3 separate regions of the Mus musculus genome follow, and all the other regions are linked to region 1. A link is a loop called in an ENCODE intact Hi-C map of the cell type or tissue named here. Cell type or tissue: left cerebral cortex. All regions are shown on one strand. Region 1 has its middle 100 kb from the start of Iqub. Region 2 overlaps Iqub (IQ motif and ubiquitin domain containing). Region 3 holds the start of Tas2r118 (taste receptor, type 2, member 118).

Region 1 (8,000 bases):
AGGTGCTTCTCTGCCATTCGGTATTCCTCAGGTGAGAATTCTTTGTTCAGTTCTGAGCCCCATTTTTTAATGGGGTTGTTTGATTTTCTGAACTCCACCTTCTTGAGTTCTTTATATATGTTGGATATTAGTCCCCTATCTGATTTAGGATAGGTAAAGATCCTTTCCCAATCTGTTGGTGGTCTCTTTGTCTTATTGACGGTGTCTTTTGCCTTGCAGAAACTTTGGAGTTTCATTAGGTCCCATTTGTCAATTCTCGATCTTACAGCACAAGCCATTGCTGTTCTGTTCAGGAATTTTTCCCCTGTGCCCATACCTTCAAGGCTTTTCCCCACTTTCTCCTCTATAAGTTTCAGTGTCTCTGGTTTTATGTGAAGTTCTTTGATCCATTTAGATTTGACCTTAGTACAAGGAGATAAGTATGGATCGATTCGCATTCTTCTACATGATAACAACCAGTTGTGCCAGCACCATTTGTTGAAAATGCTGTCTTTCTTCCACTGGATGGTTTTAGCTCCCTTGTCGAAGATCAAGTGACCATAGGTGTGTGGGTTCATTTCTGGGTCTTCAATTCTATTCCATTGGTCTACTTGTCTGTCTCTATACCAGTACCATGCAGTTTTTACCACAATTGCTCTGTAGTAAAGCTTTAGGTCAGGCATGGTGATTCCACCAGAGGTTCTTTTATCCTTGAGAAGAGTTTTTGCTATCCTAGGTTTTTTGTTATTCCAGATGAATTTGCAAATTGCTCCTTCTAATTCGTTGAAGAATTGAGTTGGAATTTTGATGGGGATTGCATTGAATCTGTAGATTGCTTTTGGCAAGATAGCCATTTTTACAATGTTGATCCTGCCAATCCATGAGCATGGGAGATCTTTCCATCTTCTGAGATCTTCTTTAATTTCTTTCTTCAGAGACTTGAAGTTTTTATCATACAGATCTTTCACTTCCTTAGTTAGAGTCACGCCGAGATATTTTATATTATTTGTGACTATTGAGAAGGGTGTTGTTTCCCTAATTTCTTTCTCAGCCTGTTTATTCTTTGTGTAGAGAAAGGCCATTGACTTGTTTGAGTTAATTTTATATCCAGCTACTTCACCGAAGCTGTTTATCAGGTTTAGGAGTTCTCTGGTGGAATTTTTAGGGTCACTTATATATACTATCATATCATCTGCAAAAAGTGATATTTTGACTTCCTCCTTTCCAATTTGTATCCCCTTGATCTCCTTTTGTTGTCGAATTGCTCTGGCTAATACTTCAAGTACTATGTTGAAAAGGTAGGGAGAAAGTGGGCAGCCTTGTCTAGTCCCTGATTTTAGTGGGATTGCTTCCAGCTTCTCTCCATTTACTTTGATGTTGGCTACTGGTTTGCTGTAGATTGAAAGCAATACAAAGATTTCTAAAGCTTATTTCTTGTAGGATCAGCTAGCAGTACCACCCTTCCCGATATAATTGCTTAGGCAACTAAGTAATTTTTATTTAATATGAAACATAATGGTGTTTCCCATATACAAAGTAATATTACCATTATTTAAATAATGGTGATTTTTAAAAATTACTTTTATTAGGTATTTTCTTCATTTACATTTCAAATACTATCCCAAAAGTTCACCATACCCTCCCCCCCCAACTCCCCTACCCACCCACTCCCACTTCTTGGCCCTGGTGTTCCCCTAGTACTGAGGCATATAAAGTTTGCAAGACCAAGGGGCCTCTCTTCCCAATTATGGCCAACTAGGCCATCTTCTGCTACATATGCAGCTAGAGACACGAGCTCTGGGGGTACTGGTTAGTTCATAATGTTGTTGCACCTACAGGGTTGCAGATCTCTTTAGCTCCTTGGATACTTTCTCTAGCTCCTCCATTGGGGGCCCTGTGATCCATCCAATAGCTGACTGTGAGCATCCACTTCTGTGTTTGCCAGGCACCGGCATAGTCTCACAAGAGACAGCTATATCAGGGTCCTTTCAGCAAAATCTTGCTGGCGTATGCAATGGTGTCTATGTTTGGAGGCTGATTATGGGATGGATCCCCGGGTGATTTTTAAAAATCAATACATGAAACTATTTAGATCATTTGCTAGTAAGATTCAACCCAATGTCACTGGGTTGGTTTGGTTTTGTTGTTTTTAAGAATAGGCGGCATCTATAAGTATTACACAAATAAGGAAAATACCTCAGTTCTACACTGGTTACCTAAGAGGGCACCAAAATCTACAGTGGCTCTCCTTCCAGAACACCTCCATCCACTAGGGACTCTACCTCTTATGAGGATGTAGGGTTCCCTATCACACATTTAACCTTCCCTTCTAGCCTACCCCTCCATTCCTTTGTGATGCCTGCTTACTAGCAGAACCATGTCTCTCAGTGACCCCCGAGGCCACACTTGACTGAGACTCAGGTGAGTGCATTGCTTACCTTCGTCAGAGAAGCTTTCAGAGACCACAGCTGGACCAGAGGCTTTGGAGCACCCAGCCCAAAAGTCTTTATCATACCCCTACTCAAGGCTCAGGGACACATGTACAAGAGGAGGCAGGAAGAGCTTTAAGAACCAGGATGTGATGGATAACTCCAAGGAAATAGTGTTTCACACACCTACAACAGAACTGACACATAAATGAACTCACGAAGACTGTAACAGCACACATAAGACCTTCACAGGAAATCCCAACACTGAGAAGAGAAGGTGTATACTAAGTCCCTTCTCTAATAACATTGCTATTCATAATTGCTACCCACTGGGAAAGGAAAAGTCAATTTTCTCTGATGGTGTGCACGGGTACATTAACTACACTCTAAGGTGGGCCTCATACCCAGGAACAGCTGTCCATCACAAAATAGACTTCATGTTTTGCTTTGTTGTAGGTTTGGGTTATTGGGGGTTGGGGGAGTCTTGGTTTTTTTGTTTGTTTTTGGGTCTTATTATTTTTTGTTTATGTTGAAAGATAGAGTATAAAGTTGGGTAGCTGGGTGGTGGGAAGGATTTGGGAGGAACTGGGAGAAGAAAAAAGAATATGATCAAAATATATTTATGAAAAGGAATTTTAATTAAAAGAAGAAAATCGATAATGGAGAGGATACAAACAAGAACAAAATGATAAAGTCTAAGACAAGCACGCGAGGCTCGTCTGGCATGCATGGCATTTTAAAGGGAATTGTTTTCCAACATTTAAACCTGAAAAAAAATGTAATAAATATATGCTGCTTGGTCTACCCTGGGCAAGCTGGAAGTCTCCCCCTCCCCCACCAAGCTACCAAAGAAATTGCCTCTTGAATTTCATGCCAGCCCCACTGTCCCCTGGCACCTCGGGTGAGTTTGGTCACACTGATCAGTGCTCATGAGCTGTTGCTATTTTTTTTTTTTATTCTGTCTGCCTGGGACAGTGATACACTCACTCCCAGTGTGGTTTAGGATCATGCTTGCCCTGCAAACAGTCTCCACCTGCAAGTTCACCTTCAAACCACCCAAGTGAAGATGCAACGGAATGACGAAACCATGGGGTTGGAGGGGCAGAGCCTTTTGCATCAGATCCTCAAGATCAAGAGATTCCAAATTTTTATGCTCAAATACAGCCTCAAGGAATGTTGAAAACTTTGGTTCACTGAACATTTCTATACAGAAATCCAGTTTTTGCCCTAGTTTTTAAGCAGTGGAGAGGATGTGAGTTCTCAAATGTCAGTCTACCTCCTGGCTTGAGTCCCCCCTCCCCCGGTATATTGGTTAGTTTTCTATTAATATATGATAAATTCTGTCTTGGTGATAAAGCTGTATGGATTTTTACACTGTCATCTACTGAATGGCACTGTCCCATCCCTCTGAAGCTGAACAGTCATTGTCCCCAGGTTCCCATCTGAAGTCATTTACCACTAGTCCTTACTATGTATTCTTCTTCCACAGAACAGAAACACCTGAAGAGTCATAAGTACAAAAACTGAATTACAAAGCAAGAACAATTACATCTCACCTATGGCAAACAGTATCAATTATCATCTGATAGACATTTGTCCTTTCTCCTATGGTAGAGAACTGCCAACTTTAGTGGGACACTCCATCCGTCAGAATAAAGTTTATACTTCTCATGCCTCCTTAAATCTGCCTTCTCCAGATAGCTAGGTTCTAGTCCAAGAAAAAATGAGGAAGTGTTGCCGAACAACAACAACAGATCTCACAAGGTAGCATCTATAACTCCTCTCCCTCTACCGCTTCAGCTGAATCTTTGACATGATTCACCTCTTGCCTCTGTAGCTGCCATCTTGGGCCACTGGGACAAGAGTCACACTGGGCAGAGCCCTTGTCCTAAAGGATGCCTTAGGGCTCATCTACCATTCTGATCCTCAACTATTCCCTTAGCCTTCAAACCTCTCTCTCTCTCTCATTGAAGACACTGTATTTCATTTTATTTAGGTTCTTGTTTAATTGTAGTTGTTTCTAATTATAGCTGTTATTCCAGCTGTGCTTGGAGTAATATTAATTTGAATAATATAACATCATCACTTGAAGTTATTAAGTGACAAGTTATTGAAAATTCCTTGGGAGCAGCCTACACCATGCTCATAAGGGAGAAAGATAGGATGACAAAGAATCTTAAGTACATAAAGAGAGGAAGAGAAATAATCTTTAGCTGCATCCCTTGGAGATAATCTTAACATTTTCCACACTTACTAAGCTATCTCTGTGCCTGTATGTGCCAAGATTAACTCGGTGTTACTGTTGTTACCCCCACCTACAGAGCAACATACAATGAGAGCAAAATGACTTTTCCAGATTGTAGCCTTTGTTCAGAATTTTCAATATTGTTTTCCCAAAAGGTAAAATGAGGCTGTCCTATAACTTTAAGCTTGGTAACAGAAATAAAACAAAACAAAAACAGAACAAACAAACAAAACAAAACAAAAAGAAAGAGAGAAAAAAAAGAAAGAAAAATTGGCTTCTACTCTTGTTTTATCACACATGTCCTCCTTCCATGGAAATACAATTTTGGCTCCACTGGGAATTAAAATTTATAAATTCATCTTCACAAATAAACTGAAATAAAAATAAGCAGATCTTCCATTATCCGAGCTTATTATAGGCGCTCTGTGATCCATATGTTGATTCTAAAGATATTTCTCAAAAGCCAGACCGTACATAAATTTCCACTGCAGCATTTCTCTCTTCCTGCTGCAGAGCTTTAAAATTCAAATGCAAACAGACCATCCTTAAATTATCTCGCCTTGTGAGTGACATCCTCCATTACGGCCTAAATTTACCTCCTGCCCACATAGATGCAGTGTCCACGGTCACTGCTGTGAATTTTAATAACTGCAATGAAGAATAGTGAAATGGAGGTTTGAGAAATTACTTCTGTGGAAAAGACTTTGCCTCACGTCACGTTAGATATTCTTTCTGAACAGTCAGCCTCGGAGGAGGATATTTACCGAAGAGCCGACTGTGACTTGGTGTTCACATAAGAACAATGTCCCGCCAGCCACCTGCTTTGCCCCTTGAGATGAGGCAGAAACCTGTGACACCTTCAAGATGATAAAGCTGGACCGGGTTGGGGGGGGGGGGGCTAGAATCCGGTGCTGTGTTCTACCCAGTGTCAAGAAAGGTCAAATGAATCATAAACATATCTATAGAAATGAGGGGAAGAACCATGCGGAAAAAGCTAACAGTGAGTAATGAGGAGAGAGCTGTGCTACCATGAGCAATCGGCAGAAGAGAAAAAGACGCTGGGAACCGCAGCTTGGATGGGACCAGGCAAAGAATGGACCCAGGTACCCTGCTTCTCCTGGATGAGAGAGGAGAGGCAGAATTTACTGGGAAGTGTAGCTCTAGAAATGTTTAGAGGTGTATGGTGTGCCAGCAGCACAATATCCCTTCTAGTCTTCTCTCTCTGCCTTTTGACTGAGGTCCTAACCAGCCTTGGCAGACTCCATCCCTGAACCTCCTGCCTCACCTGTTTAAGCATCCCTTATTTCTAGCCTTATAAAGTCACATAGAAGGAGATCTGTAAACTTACGGCTCTTTTCCTGGTTCTTTTTCTTAAATATGCTTAGGAAAAGGTAAATCTATCATTATTTATTCATTTGTTACTTCCTAGAAATTTCTGGTTTCCTCCTTTCCCTGTCACCCTCCGTTAGTGTTTCCATACTGCATTTGCAGTTTTCTGGACCTTGAAGTTTCTTATGTAGGGGCATTCATATACAGAAAAATGGTGGTGGTTCACGCAACTTAAGCTATTCCAGGATTCTATTCCCCACTCCAAAAGGCAATAAGTAGGGCTAAAACACACGGTCAGGATTGATATATATATTTTAAAGTCCCTTTGGTGATTCTAATGGACACCTTACTTGGGAGGAACTAGATCAAGAGAAAGTTACAGTTCATCATAATATTCTCACCAGTCTCCGTGAGCCCCTACGAGCCCAGGCTAGCTGAATCTGTGGGCCGTGCAGTGTCATTGGTTGTCATTCTTCTTCTTCTTCTTCTTCTTCTTCTTCTTCTTCTTCTTCTTCTTCTTCTTCTTCTTCTTCTTCTTCTTCTTCTTCTTCTTCTTCTTCTTTTTTATTCTATGTGTATTAGTATTGTTTTCTCTCAATAAATAAAATGATATATACATCCTTCTCGTTTTTTCTGTCTATCTCTATCTATTTATTTTTTCCATGTCTCCTCTGGCTGCACTTTGGATTTGCAAGCTAAAAATCTCTTCTTTACTCAAGAGTAACTAAGGACCAGCAACAATATAGAAAAAAAGACAACATGAAATCTTCTACCAGGGAATGCATGACCCAGAGATGGGGGAAAGAGCAAACAGGGAGAGTTTCAAAAGCTGTAAGATGCCTGTGATTTAAAAGGCATCAACTTCCTATCCCTGTAAAGTACTCTTGCATTCTTTCCTAGTATCACGTGACTCTCTTTTTTTCTCTTATCATAATATTCCCTATTCTATGATATCCTTAGCCATTAGGAATCTCACTGTAAGAAATTTCTCCTAGAGAAACAACTTCCACAATTAAAAAAAAAAAAGAATAGATAAACAAATGTTTTTTTAAAAAACTGAGTAAGAGTAAATTGTTAAGATTATTGTTGAGAAATATCCTCTGAAGAGTAAGAAAAGTAGTTTAATGCCACTGTAAATAGTTTTCCTCTATCTTCCATGAATGTGAGGCAAGAACGATAAAAGTGGATATTCCTGGAGCTTACTAGGGTGATCTAACGTTATATATATTATAGAGTAGTGTTTCTCTCTTCATAGTTTAATCCCAATGCCCTTATACTAACAGCAAATTGCTCAGGAGAGTGAAAGAGAAGAAAACAGATAAAATACACATAAAGGCAAAAAAAAAAAAAGAACTTTAAAAAGTAGTGTATTTCTCTTGCCATTTTTCTCAGCTTTCATATTCAGAAAGCACAGTTAGCTAGAACAGGGAGAACCACCGAAGAGTGAAAGAGAGAGATACATGCCCATCATTCTAACTATACCAAAAACTTGCGGGGCGGGGGGGGGATTTAATGTGAAAACATAAATTTAATAAAATTAAAACGTGCTAATACAATTAAATTCATTAGACAAAACCATTATATATATATGTATATATATATACATATACATATATATTACACACATGTATGTGTGTGTGTCTGTGTTATTTATATGGCAAATTCATCCTTTCATTTATCCTCTTATTTCATCTTATGAAGTGTTTATTCCTTCCCATACTCTAGTAAAAATACATAAAAATGCTAGTACCCGCTGAATGAACAGTTTAGAGTGCATGCATTTCTTTTGCTTTAGAGTATTCATGGAAAATAAGTATGACTTTTATTAAAGTTAATAGAATTCTTTCTGACTTTTCATACATAATTCTTTGTAATTATTCCCAAAAGCTAAACATCAACCCAGTATACGCAAATGCAGTGATTTAGTTGACACTGTGCCTTTTATCATGCTTTTTGCATTGTAAACAAATGGTTCTTTTAACTACTTATGCAATGTATTATTGAAAAGCAGCTAATAG
Region 2 (8,000 bases), 55 kb after region 1:
CCTGATTTCAAGTTGTACTACAGAGCAATAGAAATAAAAACTACATATTAATACAGAAACAAATAGGTTGGTCAATGGAATAGAATCAAAGATCCAGAAATAAACCCACACACCTATGGACACTTGAATTTTGACAAAGAGACCAAAACCATACAATGGAAAAAAGAAAGCAACTTCAACAAGTGGTGCTGGTCTAACTGGCTGTCTGCATGTAGAATAATGAAAATAGACCCATATTTATCATCCTCCACAAAAGTCAAGTTCACGTGGATCAAGGACCTCAACATAAAATCAGATACACTGAATCTAATAGAAGAGAAAGAGGGAGAAATTTCCTGAAGAGAACACCAATGGCTCAGGCTCTAAGGTCAACAATTGATAAAAGTGACTTCATGAAACTCAAATGCTTGGTAAGGCAAAGCATGTCATCAATAGGACAAAATGGCAGCATAGAGCATAGAAAAATATCTTCACCAACCTTACATCTAACAGAGGGCTAAAATCCAAAATATATAAAGAACTAGAGAAGTTAGACACCAACAAGCCAAATAACTCAATTAAAAAGTGTGATACAGAGTTAGTCAGAGAATTCTCAACAGAGGAACCTTGAAACACTTAAAGAAATGCTCAACAACCTTCATCATTTGGGAAATGCAAATCAAACTATCTCTGAGGTTCCATCTTACACCAATCAGAAAAGGCTTAAATAAAAGCCTCAAGCACATGCTAGCTAGGATTTAGACACAGCATCCAAGCTAAGGGAAAGGGAGCCAAAGGAGGCTGCAGAGTCATAGATAGCCCCTGCTTCAGTTGCCATGGGCCCCACATGAAGACCAAGCAGCACATGTGCCACGCATTTGCATTGAGCCTAGGCCCATCCTGTGCATGCTTCTTGGAGGTTCAGTCTCTGTGAGCCCCTATGGGCACAGGTTAGTTGATTCTGTAGGTTTTCTTATGTGTCCTTGATCTCTCTGTCTCCTCCCTTCCCCCAATACTTCCCTCTCTTCTTCTACAAGACTCCCTGGGCTCTACCCAACACTTGCTTGTGGGTCTCTGATCTGCCTTCATTAGCTGCTGGGCAAAGCCTCCCTGAGGACAGTTATGCTAAAGGTCCTGTCTGCAAGCAGAGCAGAATATCTTTAATAGTGTCAGGGGTTGGTGGCTGTTGATTGCTGTTGGTCTCGGTTTGTTAAGTGTTGTGCACAAAGAAGAAACAACTAGAAGAATTAATTAGATATCCTGACGGTAAAGATCAAACTTGCCCCCAAGGAACATGATGACCCTAATCATCAAGATGTAGTCTAAAGATGTCACCCTTTTTTCTCTATTCTTTCTTCTCTCCTCTCTAATGTTAGGGAGTTGAAGGGTAGAAGAGTAGAGAAGGGTGGGGGTGGGGGGAAGAACTCACAAAGCAGACAAAGTGCAACTACAGTGTCCATCTGAGCATGATGCCACAAGTCTAATAATTCCAACATTTGGGAGGTGGAGACAGGAGAGACAAGAGTTCGAGTCCAGTTTCTGCATAGTGAGTTGGAGACCAGCCTGAGCTACATGAAGATTCTCTCAAAACCACAAGAACTGTATCTGGGCACAGCATAGATAAGACCATTTTGGGGGTTGTCATTACTCTCTAAACAAGTCAGTACAGCAATAAATTATTTGCACAGTATTTGTAATGGATTTTGTGTTTAAAAGAAAAGAAAGTCACCTAGAGCTAAGAATCTAGCTCAGTGGTAGAGTGCTTACCTAGAAAGCATATAGCCTAGCTTCAGTCCCCAGTTCTTTACAAAGAAAAAGGGAATGTGCAGACAAAAAAAAAATCTGCACAGGGATGTAAATACATTGGAAGCCAATATAGTGTCCTTTTATACACGACTGGAGCAACACTGGAACTAGTATCCGCAGGCTCTGGGCACCAATCTGTTGTACATATGAGGGACGACTGCCTTAGCAGCACTGTGATCACTACCACACAGGTGTCACCAAAAGTTCTCATTCTCCATTAACAAATGTGGCATAGCACCCAGCCTAGTGTACATCCTGAATTGAGGGGTGAAAGGTGGGGTACCTTTGCCCTAACGCTCATCAAAGAATTCCCAGGATAACAGGTCAGAAACACAGTACAGGGTCTGGGCTGTGTGATGAATGCAGAGCCAGGGTGGCTTTACGTTTTGTTTTCAGTACATCCTGACCACAGCCTCCCCTCCTTCCACTCCTCCCAGTCCTCCCACCCCCACTTCCCCTCTTCCCTCTTCCTCCTCCCCCTCCTCATCCTCATCTTCCATTTCCCTTTACAAAGAGCAGGCCTCCCAGGGACATCCACTGAACATAGCATAACAAGATACAATAAGACACAGCACAAACCCTCAAATCAAGGCTGGGCTGGGCAACCCAGTAGCCACAGACACCAACTAAGTAGGGAAGACTCTTACAGGCTCACAAACACTGAAGCAGCATAGGTCAGAGCTAGGTCCCCTCCATATATGATATGGTTGTTAGCTTGATGTTTCTGTGGGACTCTTAACAGTGGGAATGTGGGCATCTCTGATTCTTTCATCTGCTCTTGGGAGCCTTTCCTTACAGAATGGCTTTTAAGGATAGCCCGCTGTGCTTAGCACTAATATGTCTCCTCCTATCAAGACTTTAAGAGCAGAGGATTCAGCTAGATATCTCTCAGGAATAGCTAACTATTTTGTTTTCTCTTTTACTTTAGAGTAAAAAAGCTGCTTTGTTTCTTTGCCTGATTACAGTCCTTCAGAAACAAGCCTATGTTGATCACAATTACTGGTTTTTCAGATATTGGATGTTTTTTGTGGGCTAATTAGTCATTGCTTTGGGGTCCTTGTATCCTGATTTATGCCATAATTGCAACCATTTAAATCTTAGATGTGGTTTAATTTTCAATTTAAGTGGAATTCTCTGTGTGTTTGAGCAAATTATTAGAAATTCGTAATGATACCACACTGCATTTAGAATGACAGTTTATAAAGAAGATTTTTAGTTAACGGCATCAATTTACCTCCATTGTTTGCATGTTAGACTGAAAAATGCAAGGTCACCCCTTACAATTATGTTTGATACTTTTTCAAAACAACAGTATCATTAAAGTTATAGACAAAAGAAAAGTTGCTTACAGCTAGTAACCTCTAGTAGAAGCTTCAGATTCTTAGTTTAAATTTTGATCTGGCAAATACTGTAGGACTAACACTGGTTTATAATGTCAGATCAGAAACAGGGCAATAGGTAACATTAGTTAGAGAGCTGATAGGCTAGAGTTGAGCTGGCTGAAGAGCTATAAAAAATAAAACGGGTTAGTAATAAGATACGTTATTTGTTATCACTTACACATAATGCAACTGAAAGAGTCTTACATTGAGTATTTTGCTCAACTACAATGCTTGTTTCAATGCTCATTTCTAAAGATTTAAAGAATAATTAGGATAGATTTCATACTGTAATATCCTCTAGCCTAACTAATAGCTTAATCTCCATATGCTAATTTCCACAGCAGGGTTCTATAAAATACAATTTCTTTTCTACCACTTGTAAGGACAGCATCTTTTACTCTGCAGGCTGGTAACCTATTTCATTTGTAATAATCCTTCTAACAACACGTTTCTGAAATGTCTGCTTTATCTAATTTATTGGATGTTGGCAGTCGGTGCACTGTGTAATTCCACTTCCAAATGAGTGCTTATCATGCTCACTGGCTTTTATGGTTCTATTGGATACAAGATGCTATAGCAGTGTTTTAGGCTCTTTCAAATGTACGTCCAAACCCTGCTGACATTTTAAATCTGAACTCCATCTTTACATTTCCCAAGAAATATTCTCTAGTACTATAGCTGGGACCCATAGCATTGCTCCCATTTAAAATCCTTTTACAGTTGTAAACGCCCAAACGTGTGCACACACATGGGCACATGAGCACACAGGTCTTGTATCTGTAATTCAGCAACCTAAGTCAAAGGAAGTTGGATCTCAACAATGTTAGGCTTTCAAATTTTATTTTCCTGAAAGGTTATAAAGGGTAAATTTCACATGTAATTGTGTATATTTCACAGGGTCTACAGTGCTCATCCATTCATCTAACAAATATTTACTGTATCTACTATACATTAGATATACTGTATAGTGGGCCCTGCATAAACAAAAGGCCATCTTGATGGCAAAAGTGTTCAAGTCTCATGGGCTATAAAGGTAAAAAAATAACTCATTGAAATAGATGGTGAGCATGCTTGATGCTTCAGACAGACAGTGAAGGTGGCGCTGTCTATCAAGCACTTGACTTGACTCCTCAGAAGAAAGCTTTGCCTACGATGAAACTAAGAGAATAAACAGGAGTTAGCCAGATTCAAGAGAACTGAATGATATAATCACATAATCCTACATAGGAAGTTCCAGTTTCCAAGAGCTGGCACAAAGAAGATATATATAAATCTGTTCAGCAAAGCTGTTTTTATCTTTGGCTGTCCTTCTGCCAACACTGATAACTTCATCTTCAAGTACAGGCTTCTTTGATTTCAGGCAGGCCTTAAGGGTTTTTTTTTTTTTTTTTTTACCTCCTCTGATGAGGGAAAATGTCAACTTTGCTTATTTCCCTTCCCCAGTTCCTTTTTCTTTGAATGCTTTGGCTATAATAAGAGATGTACAACAATCATGGTCTTAAATGGCTTCAGAAATGGTAGCGTAATAAATTCCACTTAGCTGCCAACAAATGAGGCAGCAGAGGCTGTGGAGCAGAGCAACTGAAGAACAGCAGGACAGACTGGAGGGTGGGGAGATGACAAAGGCTTCCAAAGCAGCAGGCCTCCCCAGGAGAAGAAAAAATGGCTGCACTGGGAGAATAGCTCTTTTCTTCTTCCTGAATTAATTCTCAGGTCCCCAAGGGTACAAATGAAGCATAAAGTTAGGCCCCCCAAAAGCCATTGGGTAGTGATCAACTTTTCTTTTATACAGCAACAGGGTTTTATTCATCCACAATGACCCCCTGTTAAATGCACAGCTCAGAGAGAGAGAGAGAGAGAGAGAGAGAGAGAGAGAGAGAGAGAGAGAGAGAGAGAGAGAGAGAGATAGGCAGATGCATTTTCTATCCCATTAGCTAGCTGTTGGCCACCAGAGCATGGAGAAAGCATGTACACAGCACAGCTCACAGAAATTGCAGGTTTCTTAAGCTTGTGACTGTGAGAAATGATGTATGAAAAAAAAAGGGGGGGAGGACAGGGATGAACAGCCTCAACTCTAGGGATGAGCTCTTGCAGAAATGCAAATGATGTCTTTATATAGTTTGCTAAAATGCACCCCAAACATTAAAACCAGAAGGCAACTGCTGACCTTCCGTTTAGATGTCATAACCTGAATTCCCTTAAGTCAGTATACCTGCCAGTTCTAAATGTTTGATAACCTTCAGAAGTCAATGTTAAATTACAAGTTAATTAATGTTTTCAAAAATCCTCAGAGTGAACTTTTTTATCATTATTAAGAATTAGAACTTGAGACTATGCTGGGGCCTAACAAACACAGAAGTGGGTGCTCACAGTCAGCTATTGGATGGAACACAGGGCCCCCAATGGAGGAGCTAGAGAAAGTACCCAAGGAGCTGAAGGGATCTGCAATCCTATAGGTGGAACAACAATATGAACTAACCAATACCACCCCCACCCCCGAGCTCATGTCTCTAGCTGCATATGAATCAGAAGATGGCCTAGTCGGCCATCAGTGGAAAGAGAGGCCCCTTGCTTGGTCTTGCAAACTTTATATGCCTCAGTACAGGGGAACACCAGGGCCAAGAAGTGGGAGTGGGTGGGTAGGGGAGTGGGGGGCAAGGGTCTGGGGGACTTTTGGGAGAGCATTGGAAATGTAAATGGAATAAATACCCAATTAAAAAAAAGAATTAGAACTGTAGGGACCATTTGTTCAATTTCTAGATTTCCCCAACAAAAACATGTCCGTCACTATTCAGAGAAATCATATGTTCAGTATAAGATTTTTAAAGAATGTGGTTTCAATAAATCCCACAGCTGGAGTAAATGAGCTTAAACTGAAACTAAATATAGATGTTTATTCTCCTAAGTTATTCCTAAATGATAACAAAAGTAAAATATTGCTTTAAATATCTGTCTACTTTACAGTGCTGCTGCTGATAAATGTAGCATTGTGACTCTGCTTGTTTGTTAAATTTAGCATCTAAGATAAAGTGACTGTGACCTTTGCTGTGACCTTGACTGTGACCTTGACTGACTTTTGGGATTAACTATAAGCTGTTTTATCAGCAATCTAAAGAGTCCTGTACAACATTGCGTTGCTTCAACATTTAGGGAATGAACTGCAAGTCCTTGATGTTAGTGACGAGGGCCGGCATGAGCAGGAGCACGAACAGAATGGACAGACATGCCTAGCATAAGTAATTCCTACTAAAGCCTCAGTCATCCACCTTTTTATCTAGATATTTAGTACAGCTTTGTATAAAAAAACATACTTTAGAGGACCCTGCATTAGAGTGGTGACAAGGTTGTCAGCTTGACTAGTTCAGAATACAAGAACACTAAGTCCGTTGTTGCTCTGCTTTCTCCTGACCTTACAACTTTACACACACACACACACTCACACACTTACACATACATACACACATACACACACACACACACACACACACACACACACACTCACACACTTACACATACATACACACACACACACACACTCACACACACACACTCACACACACACACAAGCACTTGGTATTTAATGTTTTATTTTCTTAATAGTAAAGTCAAATGAACACCCTCCCTGCCTTCCAGCTGTCTCCTCAGTCTACTTCATTGCCCCAGCCTTACCACCATGCCCCTGTTACAGGGCAGATCTCTGCACATTCCGAGTCCTTCAAGGCCTTGGATTCCACTCCTTATGAAGTATTTAGAATTCAAAACCAGATCTTCCTCATAGAAATTCTCTTTAACAATATCTCTCCATCTCATCTTTACTTTGGATGACACTCATGTAAGAATTTTCTTAGCATGTCATACTTCATTGAGAAAGGATGATGATATCGATCAACTCTAGAGTCAGTTTCATATTTGGGCTTTGCTCCATTGATGGACTCTACACATATATAATTTCCAACACTGCTTACAGGCATGGAAAACCACAGCTCCTAGACATAAAGCAGGTGCAAGATGAGCACCTTGTGGAGACTATAAATTCAGTTCAAATTATGACTGTGAAAAATACTGTCCTAGTTGTTATCCTATTGCTGTGAAGAGATACTGTGGCCAAGGTAACGCTTATAAAAGCGAGCATGTCATTGTAGGTTTACTTAGTTTCCGAGGTTTCAGTCCATCATCACTATGGTTGGCAGTGTGGGAGCAGGCATGAAAGGCATGATGCTGGAAAAGTATCTGAGAGCTATCCTGATCTTCAAGCAGAGAGGCAGAGAGACTGGGCCTAGCATGGGCTTTTTTAAACCCAAAGCCCATGACACACTTTCTCCAATGAGGTCATACATCCTAATCTTTCTAATCATATCAAAGAGTTCCACTCCCTGATGACTAGACATCCAAATATTTGAGCCTATGGGACCATTGTTATCCAAACTACCCCAAATAAGTCTTTTCTAGAACGATACTATTTGAGAATTTTAACAATGGCAGTTACATGACTTGTTCTATATTTGGATTATGAAATCCATACCATTATTGTCTGTCCATATTTTCCTGTCTTCCTTCATAAACAAGCATTGATAATCTTTGTAAGGAATGTGTAAGGGTATGAGGACTTAGAGATAAAACATATCTCTCACCTTAACAATATCATGATTGGCCAGATGTGTATGCTCCACAAGCAGAGGCAATTGGATGTCTGTGACTTTGAGGTCAGCCTGGTCTACACAATGAAGTGCAAGGTCATCCCAAGGCTACATAGTAAGTCCCTGTCTTAAAAGAAAAATCTCAAAAGTCTATCACAAGCTACACATTTTGAAGGGCTATCCTAACCTGTTTCTT
Region 3 (8,000 bases), 450 kb before region 1:
GATTATTCCCCAGATAAAATCTCAATGAGGCAGGCATGCTCTGTTACATTTTAAGTTCTGCTTCTAAATTTTAGGAAGAAAATGACTATTCTTATTACTTAGGGAGATCAGGTTGAGGAAGGGAAACTGAAGAAAAATGAGGCTGAGATAAGGCCAGAATGGACACATTTCAGGATGAAGGGGCGCAGGGAAGTTTCTACTTAAATTCAAGCCATGTGATCTAAAGTGTGTAGCAGGAAAATTCATTGAGAGTGAAGAGGGCAGAAAATAGCACCATATAACACTCTAGTAATGTTTATTAGGCATCAGAAGGAGCTATCCCGCAGAGGTCCAGTGAGTGGTACTGCTTTTCAAGTTCTTCATCTTGTTGTTGAGATGTCCTCATTATGATAAAAAAGCTGTCTGATCAATCAGTGCAAAGAACAAACATCAGTCCCAAGATCCTAAGCCTGGGCACAAAATCTGGAGGTTCATCCTTGCACCTTGTGCTGTTTTTCTTGTATTTATTCTTAATAGAATACAGAAAAAAAACTTTTTTGGGCATTGTTCAAATCTTTTTTTTTGTAATTAGATATTTTCTTTATTTACATTTCAAATGTTATCCCCTTTCCTAGTTTCCCCTCCAAAAATCCCCTATCCCCTCCCAACCTCCCCCTGCTGTCCAATCCACCTACGCCCACTCCTGCTCCTGGCAGTCCCCTATACTGGGGCATAGAGCCTTCACAGGAACTAGGGCCTCTTTTCCCATTGGTGACCAACTAGGCCATCCTCTGCTATATATACAGCTAGAGCCACAAGTTCCACCATGTGTTTTCTTTGATTGGTGGTATAGTTCCAAGGAGCTCTGGGGGTACTGGTTAGTTCATATTGATGTTCCTCCTATGGGGCTTCAGATGCCTTCAGCTCCCTGGGTACTTTCTCTAGCTCCTTCATTGGGGACCTTGTGCTCCATCTAATGGATGATTGTGAGCATCCACTTTTGTATTTGCCAGGCACTGGCAGAGCCCCTCAGGAGACAATTATATTTTTCACTCATGGCTACTTATGTGCCTGGATACAGCCTCCATCAGGATTTCAATGTGTGAACCATGGTGACTATGGTAATAGAAAACAAAGGTTGTCTGAAAGGGGCCCTTGGTTTAGATCCTGAGGAGTGATATTATCTTGGGATAATTTTAAGTAGGATCTAACATGCAACAAAGGTAACCATCAGCAAAGGAAGTGAACAAACGTGTGAAGAAAGTAAAACCTGGTGAAATTGAAGTGACCTGAGTTTAATGAGTAGAGGAAATGCTGGGAAGACTTAATGTCATTCAAATGAGAAGACTGAATGTTCCCCTCCTCAAGGTGTAACTGGCCAAACATAGACCTAGCTTAAATGTGTGCCACCTTTTTGTTTGGCTGTGAAATTTTTTAATTTTCCTGTTTCTTTTTAAGACCTACCCACTTCTTTTTCAGTATAGCATAAACTGTGCTTTGATAGAAATCCTGAATTTGATTGAAGAAACCTTGAGCCATCCATCTTGTGGATAATTCTTAGATTGTTGCAGTTAGGGAAGAGGTAGGGAGGAAAGCAGATTTCTTGATTCATATCAGAAGACCACCTTCTTTCCAAGTTCTTTGAGTGAGCCTCATTCAAACCCTCAAGTACTGATGGTGGTGATGTGCCAACGAGTTCAGAAATAACTACCTACACAGCCTATCTTTAGCCTTAGGAGTGAAAGCTTGTGAAATTTATCTTTCTTCTAATTTTAAACTTAAATCTGAAGAGTCACTTTCCCTTGTAAATATGTAAGTGATTATTCTCAGTCATTTTGACTACCTTGGCTGTAATTCAGTTCTGTCTAACATAGTTTTAAAATAAATGCTCATTTACTTATTTATTGTGAAAAAGAATACACATTTAAAGTCAAATGTGAAGAATGGATCTCCAAAGAATGTATACAATCCAATTGATGAATAGCCTGACATTTTAATATACATATGATCAAAAATATCAACTTAGTGAAACTTGGCATTGAAATTGTTTATCCAATGATTGCCATTAAAGCTAGCCAATTCACACTCAGGATCAATATTGGAAGTTTTATTAAAATAGAGGAAACTGTCTCAGAGATGTGTTGTCCTGAGTTTGGGGGCTTTGGCAAGTGAATGATAAGTTCCTCAGATTCTCTCTAATATACATTTCTGAAAAGAAGTGAAATTGTAAAATATTAAAACTATGGTTAATAGTTACAATTATATTATAAATATTTTATTGCTAAAATACTTTTAATAGCATCTTTCTTGGTATACTTTTAATATCATCCCTCTTTGTCTATTTCCTACCCCTACCCCCAGTCTGTCCCTCTTTGTCTCCTTTTAAAGTAACAAAACATTTGAAAATCACATCACCATAATTTACAATAGAAATTAAAGTTCATATGAAAAAAATCCACCTAAAATTTAAACATGAGCATCAGAATGGCATGAGAATAAAACCCTAGGGTAAGAATTTTCTACTAGGGTTGGAAAGATTCTGTGTGAAGCCTTAGATTTCATGATGCTCCATCAGGATTCTGATGTATGAGACATGGTCACTACAGTGGCAGAGAACTAAGGTAATCTGCAAGGGGCCCTTGGCTTAGCTCCTGAGAAGTGGGATTATGTTAAAATAATTCTAAGCAGGATCTAAATATAATGCAGAGTACTTGGCACTAAACCTTCGGGGGAAATGTCAGGACATTCTATAGTTCATCAACTTTTGTACTTATTATACCAAACTTAATGATTAGGCTAAACTCACAAAAAAAAAAAAACCTCAAAATATTCTAATTCTAAACATTTTTTATAACTGCCTTTCTCAACTACAGATAATATTATAAATTTCATGGGTCTATGAAAATGTTTTTATGCTAAGGTTTTTAAGATTATCAACCTAAACATTATTCTCATACCCAATTAAAAATTAATTTTTTTCACCTATTTTAGTCTGATTAAGAAGTTGAGAGCTTGCAAGGGAGATAGATGAGATGGTTGCTAATTGGCCTACCACATCTTTTTCTTTCTTCTGTTTCCAAATGATCATCAAATTGAAGGCAGTAGGAGAAAGTAAAGAGGTGTCTTGCTTGGTGGAGTTTTTAGGTGCCCTCTGTATAGGAGGTAGTGGAAATGCAGGCTATTTCCTGTTCTTTAGAACACAAGGGCCTTTTCTACCTTTACTATTCCCTGGGAAGGAAGAGAGAAGCAGCTTTTTTCTTAATGTGTGTCTACGTGGATCTGCTATGAAACATCCCAGCCCCATCGGGGCTTCTCCAAAGCAAAAATGGTCAGAGATGTTCTGACAGATCAGCATCATCAGCCACACATCAACATCAACATCAACACATCATCAGCAACTTGATCTTGTCAAAGAGCACATGCTGATCACACTGCTATCTATCTTTGCCTTCCCAGTAGGGTACAATAGATTGATAGCATAGGAAATCATAATATTTCATAACATTTACTTAATTCTAAATTCCAGAATTCAGAGTTGTTACCCATCTTATTGTAATTTAATTTCTGTGCACAGAAAACTATTACAAAGGCACACTTTAAGATAAAGGTAGAATTTGACAATGTGACAAAATTCTCACTGATACCACATCGTGTAGTAGAAAGAGGAATAATTCTGAGGGGCTAAAGCCTGTGGTAGACTTGACATTCATGTGTAAGCAGCAATAGGGGTAGGCCTAGAAAGGCAGTGCCTTTTAAAAGGGCACGCTGAATAGGAAAGGCAAAACCTGGCAAAAGTGAGGAGAGTGATTCCCAGGCCTGGAGGCCGCTTATGCAAATATCCTGTGCATGGGTATTGACATTCAGGAAATAGTGAGGAGATAAGTAAACCTCATGCAAACACTGAGGTTTACATTGTAGATTATTGGGAGTTACGAATTGGCAGGTGTATCAGAGACTAGTGATGGACTCTCTTGACTACCAGGAGGAGTCAAATGATGCAAATGAACCTATGCACCCTACTTCACCCTACTTAGTAGGAGTGTGGGTAAAGGAGAAAGATTTTTATCTAGCAAATAAAATCTGGGTGAGTCTAACTACGAATAGACTCTATGATAAGTGTTATTAGGAATTCACCATTGCTGCCTGCCCCCACTGTATCTAAGTCACTCACCAAGACCAGGGGGCACTGCATAAAGGGCAAATATTTACTTTCAAGCTACTAATAATTTGATGTGTACAAAGTGAATGATACTTGCAGGTGCCAGTCTGCAATGCTCACGGGGTTTTTTCCTTATTCCACTGCTGCTGCCAATGGGTTTCTAAACGTTTGTGCCCAACACTTAGAAACATACCTTTCTCAATTCCAGTAAGCACAACACACTCACTGCGAAAGCAGAGTGAGCCAAAGATACAATAAAGTTGTGAAAACTGAACAACAGAAACACATGAGCCTCTTAGTGCCAAGCTAACGGAAGATTTGCTTTGTTCTTGGTCACATTCTCTCTATTGCTTTTCTGTTAGCATCTCCCTTTTTATCTTTTTTTTTCTAGATTAAAACCCTTTGGTCCCTTAAGAAAACACCCCTTTGTTTGCTATCCATTTTCATTGGTTTTAGAGTGAGAAATAGTCATCAGTATGGATTTAACATTCTTACTTCTGTTTTCCAGCTGGGTTGCTTGGGTGATCTTGACTTGTCCTTTGAAATGAGATAATGGATGGAAGATTTCCTTGGGAACTTGTGGGTGTCACAGATATATAGGACAAGCATCGTTTCTGTTTCTATTTTTTTTTCAGACTTCCTCATCCTTCAGCTGTTCTTAACACTCCAACCTCATGCATGTCATGGATAAGTTTTCCATTGCACTTTTTTAAAAAAGGAAAATAGTGAGAACACTAAAAATACTCCCTAGTTTCTGGAATAGTATCTCTGTGTGTGGTGGTGGGGGCGAGGGGGTTCTTTTTGCTCATTCTCTATTTATATACTTGTAAAGAGAACAGTCCTTCCTTCTAGCTATCTGAGATTTTGGAACATGCAAAGACCCTTCTGTATATAGATACAAATAACAAAGGTATAATCCAAGCTTCCCTGGCTCTTGCTCAACCCACTCTGAAAGGATCCCAAACTCTTACAACCTAACTCCTAACAAGCTTACAAACCACTCCTTGGAGACCTTGGCCACATGGTTAAGATTTATTTTGCTCAGCATCCCTTCAGGTGAGACTCTGCTCAGCATTACCAAATATACCAGTTTTCCATCCCACCTTTAGCTGTAGCTGAGCCAGTGTAGCCTGGGAGATATCCACACTGCATGGAACACATCCTTCTTCAAGTAGGGCAGCATGTTTTTTTTTTCTTTCTTTCCTATGCAGTATCAGGGATACTGCTGAGAAAAACTGAATGGAAGTTTTGGAAGTGATCTTTTAGGCTTTACTTACATTCATGCTCTCAGCATCAAATATGGACTCAACATGGAAAATATGTCAGAGTGACACACTCAAGAGAAAAAGAATATCCATTTCTTTCTAGGCACCAAAATTTGCTTTCACAACCAGCCATGAGTTACCCATAACCATGTCTTCATTGGATGGTTTGCTTTCAGGAGTAGAATCAGTCTTCTGAAAGAAGAGCCAGAAGTTCGGTTCATCAACTATGTCCACCATGTATAAAAGTTGGAAAATTGTGTTCCCTACCTTGTCACTAGAACACAGAAAGAGATATGACTGTGTTTAGCAGAAATACATTGAAAGTGTCTGGGATAGATTAAGAAATAAGTATCCAGAGTTAGCTATTAATGAGATATTTGGTTGTTAGAGAATCAGTCAAAAGAAAGAGATGAAGAGAAAATATGTAATGGAGAGGTAAGACCAGACCCCTTTGCCTAAAGGCAAAGATCTGAAACTTGTTAGGGGAAGTTTAAAGCAATGCATATTGAACAATGATGTCTAATGGGTGATTTCAAAATGGATTTTTCTGTGGTTCCTATAGTCTTACCCAACTTGGCAAAATTTTGGATTGTTATAAGCGCAGAACAATAAGGTACAGAAAATGTAGGTTGACATCACTCCTGCGTTGTTAAGATGGATTCTTGATTCTCTTGTGTTATATAGGGCAATAAATAAACAAATTGAACGAAGTAGTTACAAATTAAAATAGCAAATGTTACAGAATGTTTGCTCTAAGTCACAGCACAATTAAATCAAGTATCCAGGCAATGACTGTTGTCAGTTTTTGCCCACTGAAATCATTGATATTTAGGGATATCATGGATGAGACCAGAGTGGGTAAATGATATTCTGGGGAAGAATACAATGTCTTGGTCAATGAAATAAAGAAGAGTTAACTTTCTACTAGACTTATAAAGGAACAAAGGGCCAGTATTTGGAGAGAGCAAGGTTGTTTGTATGTGTGTGTGTGTGTGTGTGTGTGTGTATAAATCACTGCATAAAAGTCTAGAAGCAGCAGAATAGGTTGTGGGCAATGGTAAGACATTTTCCTTCTTAAACTCAAGGTAGGAAGGGGGAATTAATGGCTTAATATATGGTGAGCATTAAGTGAGCAGACAATAAATTCCTGACAGGAAGGGGGATTTATATGAATTTGTGAGGCAATCAACAATGTGAGAATGATTTTGACTGTAATATATAGAACACCCCATGTTTACTATTACAGTGGTGGCAAAAGCTAAGCAGAGTTGGTGTGATCATGAGAAAAATCAAAACCAACCTGGGGACTATGGATAGGACAGGAAGAGAATGGGTCAGAATACAGGGAAGACTGGTGATGATGTATAGATGCAGCCATTTGTGGATGTGAAAAGGGATGAAGTTTGTGTTCAAGTTTGCATTACACTATAGGGACTGTGCCAATGCAAAGTCTCCTTACCCTAGAGGCTTAACTGTGTTTCCTGCCTCAGGAAGGCTCTGGGCTCCAGAACTGCAGCTTCAGTGCCTTTTTCAATGCAGGGTTGCTCATCATCAGTGAAGTGAAGTGAATACAGACTAAACCATAGATGACAGCTTCGCAGACCCAGAACCAAGATTTCTTATCAAACACAGTGCCAATAAAGGAGATGACTATAGTCAGAAAATAGGATGTGAAGAAGGTGAAGAAGGTAGCAAGAGACTTCAGAACAGTGAACTGAGCTTTCAGGCTGGAGTTGCTGCTGCTGTAGTGTTTCATCTGCACCCAGTGTTGGACCAATGAGACTGTGAGTAAGATGATAGAAGCCAGGAACACGAAGAAAGGAATACCAAAGCCAATCATTTTTAAAGGATTAGAAAAATACCATTCAAACTGTTGTAGTCTTAGAATCAAAGAATTGTTCTTGGGTAAATTATCTAGGGTGACTAATTCCATCTGGATGTGATATTTAACAACAGAAGGGATGATTGACAAACAAGAAGCTATCAGAGCACCCAGTATCAACCAGAGAACCAGTTTCAAGATTTTCATCCTCAGCCAGAGGAAGATGGGGTGAGTGAAGGAAGAGACCTTGACACAGTAGAGGACAGCAAGCCAACTGGTTAACCAGAATGTCAAAATGTTCATGAACTCCCAGACGACTGATACCTTCCAAAATAAAAGGACAGGCCTAGAATAAGTACCAAAGTTGTATAGCATTGATGTCCACTGTAGACAGAAATGTGAGATGCCCAGGCTGATGAGAATCGTCTCCACCGGTGACAGTCTTTGAAAGTGCATCCACTCTCTGAATAGCACTGCAACCGTTGTGCAACTTTGCACAATTATTACTAAGGACTCAAGCACATACATGATGATGGAGAAGATGGTGACTTGCGTTGGCACCATGCTTCCACTCTGAAGTCTCTTCCTAGCCAAAGACTCAACAGCTCTATACCACTTTCCGAATATGAAACGGACATGTGTTCTTAGCACTCTCAGTATAAGAGGGCACTTCTTTGTGGATGCAAATCCTCCTTACACACATTTGACATAGACATTTCCCTATCTACAGCATTTGTCTGTGCTTTGCTTGTTAGGTCAAATTCACACAGGGATA

Evidence for each region. Peaks named below come from ENCODE experiments on the same cell type or tissue, not always from the same donor. Only the 100,000 strongest peaks of a DNase experiment are listed, where the experiment ranks them.
Region 2: a loop joins it to region 1, with 1.9 times the contacts of the local background. A loop is called at or near these places in 4 of 42 quality-filtered maps.
Region 3: a loop joins it to region 1, with 4 times the contacts of the local background. A loop is called at or near these places in 2 of 42 quality-filtered maps.

What each region holds. Positions count from the first base shown.
Region 1 is chr6:24,411,013-24,419,012 of GRCm38, forward strand. No RefSeq gene overlaps it. Among named protein-coding and RNA genes, the nearest start is that of Iqub, 100 kb to the right of the region's middle. In left cerebral cortex, no CTCF peak of the experiment used is centred here; DNase peaks (open chromatin) are centred at 4,703, 5,245 and 5,670; H3K4me3 peaks cover 321 bases; H3K27ac peaks cover 2,249 bases.
Region 2 is chr6:24,465,896-24,473,895 of GRCm38, forward strand. The region is part of intron 8 of Iqub (IQ motif and ubiquitin domain containing); the gene reads right to left. Among named protein-coding and RNA genes, the nearest start is that of Iqub, 45 kb to the right of the region's middle. In left cerebral cortex, no CTCF peak of the experiment used is centred here; DNase peaks (open chromatin) are centred at 4,472, 4,733 and 5,173; H3K27ac peaks cover 1,852 bases.
Region 3 is chr6:23,962,272-23,970,271 of GRCm38, forward strand. Tas2r118 (taste receptor, type 2, member 118) reads right to left here and starts at 7,789. Exons shown (of 1, transcript NM_207022.1): 1 at 6,890-7,789. The coding sequence starts at 7,789. The coding sequence ends at 6,890. In left cerebral cortex, no CTCF peak of the experiment used is centred here; DNase peaks (open chromatin) are centred at 987, 1,648 and 4,961; H3K27ac peaks cover 1,230 bases.